Linked DNA regions of Homo sapiens: region 2 is linked to region 1. A link is a loop called in an ENCODE intact Hi-C map of the cell type or tissue named here. Cell type or tissue: IMR-90. All regions are shown on one strand.

Region 1 (2,500 bases):
TCCCAGGCCTCCAGCCCTCCCTCAGCAGGGGATTTTCTTGTGGATGCAAATTGGCCGGTTACTTGAGACGTTCTCCAGTCAAATAATTCTCTCCCCCGTCAGCTGGGCCGCCAAGCGCCAGGGATGTTATGACAATGGTCGCCCTGGCAACGGCGGGAAGGCGTCGGGGCTGCTGGCTGTGGCTGCCGCGATTTCATTACCCGCACGGGGTCTGCTCACCCGAGAACCTTAATAACACAACCAGGGACCCGGTCCTGCAGGTGCACTGTGCCCGCTTGGAAAAGGACTTGGGATTTATTTTTAGTGGCCTGGCGTTTAACCACCAAGGATGTTGGTTTATTGAAAGACCAAGAAAAATGTATTGAGCACCGACTGTATGCCAGGCACGGATCTGAACGCTGGGGAAATGACAGGCAAAGCCCGTGCTCTCTTGAGCTGACATGATGGGTGTGTGGTGGTGGTGGGGGGGAGGCGTAACCATGGAAACCAATAAACAGGATGATTTGTGAGATAGCAAAGTGCCACCAAGGAAAGAAAGCAGGGCGGCGTGATGGTGGCATTGAGAGGAGCTTGGGCAGAGGTGACACCTGAAGGAACGGAAAGGGCTGTTTATGCCTAAAGCTGACAGAAGAGCTCTCGCCGGTGGGACAAGCAAGTTCAAAGGCTGGAGCTCTTTGCTGCTCATGTGTACCTTTAGGGAGAAGGCAGCGATTATGGGGTGCTGACGGGCAGTCCTGAGGGACACAGAGGGCTCTGGAGCCTGCCTCTTTATGTGTGTGACCATAAGGCCAGCCCTGTTCCATTACTGAGCCTCAGTTTTCTCGTGTGTAAAATGGGCTGAGAGCCAAGCCCCTTCCCTTGGCGCTGCTGCGAGGTTTACACCAGGGATGGTTCTTGCAAGGGCCTGGTCCCTAGAAGGCCCCCATGGTGTCCTGCATTCCCTCCCAGCTTTCACGGACTCCGCTTTCGTTCTTAAAAAAAAAAAAAAAAAATAGCACCTAAGGGGTGAGGATTTGGAGCTCTGTCAAACCCAACGGCCAGGACGTTCCCGGAGGTCTCTGGGTTGGATTTGGGTTTAGATTCGGAGTGAAAAGTTCCCCATTTCACATTAGGGATTTCAGACACAATTATTTTTAGCTCTGTCACATGTCTTGACTTTTTGATTTTTTTTGTTGTTGTTGTTTATGCTGCTAAATTTACCGCCATGCTAATACAGAGTACAGTAATAAGGCGCTGCGGATGCTCGGATGGGCCAAGGCCCGGAAAATTTTCCATCTGTCGTGGAAGGTGCCAGGCTGCCCCCTGGTGTGGAGATGGAAAATTACACCTCCGGGCTCCAGCTCCGTCGGATTTCCGCAACCTGTGATCCCTCTAACCCCAGGCCCAGGGGACCTCATTCTACACCTGGGCAGTGCAGAGTCAGACGGTGGGCTCGGCTTAGATGTGCTATTTCCAAAAGTCCTGTGTTTCTTTATTTGAAGATGGAACCTTTGGGTTTTTTTTTTTCTTCTTCTTCTTCAGTTTGGCTCTGCATGGACTTGAATTGAGGTCGACCTAAATATCAATTAGGCCGCCTGGCAGGGTGAAGCCATACAAAGGCCCTTTTCTAATTGTGCTTCTCAACCGTTGATGGTCTGTTTCAGCAGAGAATCGTGAAGAGAGCACGGGACTGGGAACTAGAGGTCCTGAGTTCAAATCACGATCCCGATGCTGCTTTATCTGTGTGATCACGGGCACAATTCCAGCAATTCCAAGGCCTGGTTTCCCCATCTGTAGAATGATATTTACAATCGGGCCAGGTACTGTGGCTCATGCCTGTAATTCCAGCACTTTAGGAGACCAAGGCAGGAGGATTGCTTGAGGTCAGGAGTTTGAGGCCAGCCTGGGCAACATAGCAAGACTCTACCTTTACAAAAAATGAAAAAATTAGCTGGGTGTGGTGACACACGCTTGTGGTCCTAGCTACTTGGGAAGCTGAGGTGGGAGGATTGCTTGAGTTCAGGAGGTTGATGCTGCAGTGAGCTATGATTGTGTCACTGCACTCCAGCCTGGACAACAGAGCAAGACCCTGTCTCAAAACAAGTTGAAAAAAAAAATCTAACACTCACTTCAGCATTGTCATGATACTCAAGGAACCATTCTGGAAAATAATTTATTTAGAGATGTTGGTAGATTAAGATGAATACCTGAAATTCACCGAGTAGAAGGGTCAGTGCCTTTCCCGCCTTCTGCGGTAAAGAAAGAATCAGCTTTATCTTTTCTGACATTTTGCAGCCAATACTTTTGTGAAATAGAATAAAGATGATTTGCGAGGGAAATGAAATGCAAAAAAACGCAAACAACATCCAGTGCTCACTTTGAAAAAATTAGATTGAATAGACATAAGACTACTCCATCAAATAGCTATAAAAGTATCTAAATGCTCTCTCTTGATTTCTGTGCTTATCCAAAGGTACAGATAAGGCACCTGTCTTCAGGTGCCACCTGAAATAGCCCACCT
Region 2 (2,500 bases), 250 kb before region 1:
AATTAAATTAAAATTAAAATAAATCCAGGAAGCACAATGTTTAGCCAAAAGAATAAATCTATGGCTGCAGAATTTTGAACAGAAACAGGCCAGCAACAAAAATTATTTGCGGCCGAGCGTGGTGACTCATGCCTGTAATCCCAGCAGTTTGGGAGGCCGAGGCGGGTGGATCACAAGGTCAGGAGTTTGAGACCAGCCTGGCCAATATGGTGAAACCCCATCTCTACTAAAAATATAAAAATTAGCCGGGCATGGTGGTGGGTGCCTGTAGTCCCAGCTACTCAGGAGGCTGAGGCAGGAGAATCCCTTGAACCCAGGAGGCAGAGGTTGCAGTGAGCCGAGATCGCGCCACTGCACTCCAGCCTGGTGACAGAGCTTTTTTCAAAATGGGGGACTCACTGTGTTGCCCAGGCTGTTCTCAAACTCCTGGCCTCAAACCATCCTCCCACCCCAACCTCCCAAAGTGCCAGGATTACAGGCGTGAGCCAGCCAGCCTTATTGTGGTTTTGATTTACATTTCTCTGATGATGAATGATGTTGAGCATTTTTTCCTGTTTGTTGGCTGCTAATATGTCAAGAAGTGTATTTATATTAATAATTATCAATTATTTATTATCTCCTCCCTGCTGGCAACTTTTACTGACTGCCATAAACTGAAGCTCAGAGAATGGAAAAATATCTCTTCCTAAAGACACAGAGAAACATAAACAAACCTGACCAATAGAAGGACCAAAACCTCTGCACAGTGCCTCACCCCTCGGAGGAATTAACAAAAATGTAGGTAGCTGTTGGAACAAAGAAACAGTAGTCCAGAGCATTTTGTGTGTGGGATAAAGGTCCTCTAATCTATCTAGTTCCCACAGATAGCACAGGACAGACACCAATGTTCCCGATATTCATACACAAAAGTTCATTCTTTGAATTATCACAAGAAAATACTGCATGGTGCATACTGTGCTTTGTTGAATGGGTCTGGGAGCTATATGTGATACATTTTAGAAATATCAGGATTGGACAAGCGGGTGAGCCCTGCCTTTGTCCATGAGCTGTGACCTTGAGCAAGCTGTTTAACAACTCTGGGACACTTTTCCTCCTCTGGAAGGTGAAGGTTATTCGTTGAACCAATAATCTCTGAAATTTTTGGAGTTCCATGAAGCTTGCACCAACTATTATCCCTGAGATGACCTTGGCTGTGGAACCCAGATTCTGTTCAGGGCCGAGAGCGCCACCTGGTGATTCCAGTTTGTAAGTGAGTCACCCCGCCCCCCCGCCCCACTTCCTGGGCCAGACTGACCCAGTTTAGAATTCCAGTTTAGACCAGCAGGATTGGCTTTTTTGTTTTGTTGGGGCTCAGAAATGGAGGCTTTGATACGCTGAACTGAAGAAGGATCTCTCTGATATTCCCTCCCATCCAAAAGCACAGGAAGTTCCTTTATCCACCTAAAATCCAGACCCCCCAATTAGAAACAATTGTTCTTTCTTTCCCTCTCTGTTATCTCTTTATTGCAGAAAGGAAGACACAGAAGGTAACCACACCTGAACAGATCCTTTCATAAGATAATGTCAGGCTCATTCACATTTCAAAGACATCTATTTACAAGTTAATTTCTCTTCTAGTTCCTGACCCATTCATTTCCCTAGTAATCCTTTATTTCCCCCAAATTCCTTTTTTCCCTCCAATAACCCGTTTTGCCAGGATGGAAGCCCCTGTCTTTCTGTAATCTCAAAATGATATTTAATGTTTCACACTCCCTTGAGGTGTGGGTAATTCCTCTGTAGTTTCCCCTCTTGTTCACGTTAATAAATCTAGATGCCTTTTCTCCAATTAATCTGCCTTTTGTTGAGTTGATCTTTCTTTCTTTTTATTTATTTATTTATTTTTAACCTAAAGCTGGCATCTGGTTCCAGGCTTCTTTCCTCAAAAAATTTCTAACTAGGATTTCTTTTCTTCTCTTCTCTTTTTTTTTTTTTTTTTTTGAGATGGCGTCTAGCTCTGTCACCCAGGCTGGAGTGCAGTAGCACAATCTCGGCTGACTGCAACCTCGGTCTCCTGGGTTCAAGCGATTCTCCTGCCTCAGCCTCCCAAGTAGCTGGGAATACAGGCGTGTACCGCCATGCCCAGCTAATTTTTATATTTTTAGTAGAGACGGGGTTTCACCATGTTGGCCAGGCTGGTCTCCTGACCTCAAGTGATCCGCCCACCTCGGCCTCCCAAAGCGCTGTGATTACAGGCATGAGCCAACGCGCCTGGTCTGTAACAAGAATTCCTATACATCTCTGAAATGCATGCATATCAAAACTCATTGTGCAAACCCTGGCTGACATTAAGGGACCAAAATGTCTACAAATGTAATCACGTATCGTGGCCTACACAGCTAATATGGTCCAAATTACCCTTAAGCTCCTGCTTTAAGGTCCATAAATACCTGGAAGGAAAATTCACCGCAGGGCACTCAGTCCTCTCATGCTGAGGAGTCCCGCAGCGCTTTTATGCAGTGTT

Evidence for each region. A loop is a pair of places that touch in the nucleus more often than their neighbours do. Peaks named below come from ENCODE experiments on the same cell type or tissue, not always from the same donor. Only the 100,000 strongest peaks of a DNase experiment are listed, where the experiment ranks them.
Region 2: a loop joins it to region 1, with 10 times the contacts of the local background. A loop is called at or near these places in 16 of 110 quality-filtered maps.

Annotation. Positions count from the first base shown.
Region 1 is chr12:117,873,826-117,876,325 of GRCh38, reverse strand. All of the region lies in intron 1 of KSR2 (kinase suppressor of ras 2), which reads left to right. Among named protein-coding and RNA genes, the nearest start is that of KSR2, 94 kb to the left of the region's middle. RefSeq lists an enhancer at 464-1,264. In IMR-90, a CTCF peak has its summit at 1,302 (motif pointing left); no DNase peak of the experiment used is centred here.
Region 2 is chr12:118,119,778-118,122,277 of GRCh38, reverse strand. LOC101928274 (a long non-coding RNA gene) reads left to right here. Exons shown (of 4, transcript XR_945409.4): 3 at 1,103-1,245. Among named protein-coding and RNA genes, the nearest start is that of PEBP1, 15 kb to the left of the region's middle. RefSeq lists enhancers at 1-69, 1,100-1,394, 783-1,494, 1,495-2,207 and a silencer at 1,440-1,734. In IMR-90, a CTCF peak has its summit at 1,208 (motif pointing left); a DNase peak (open chromatin) is centred at 1,227; H3K27ac peaks cover 149 bases.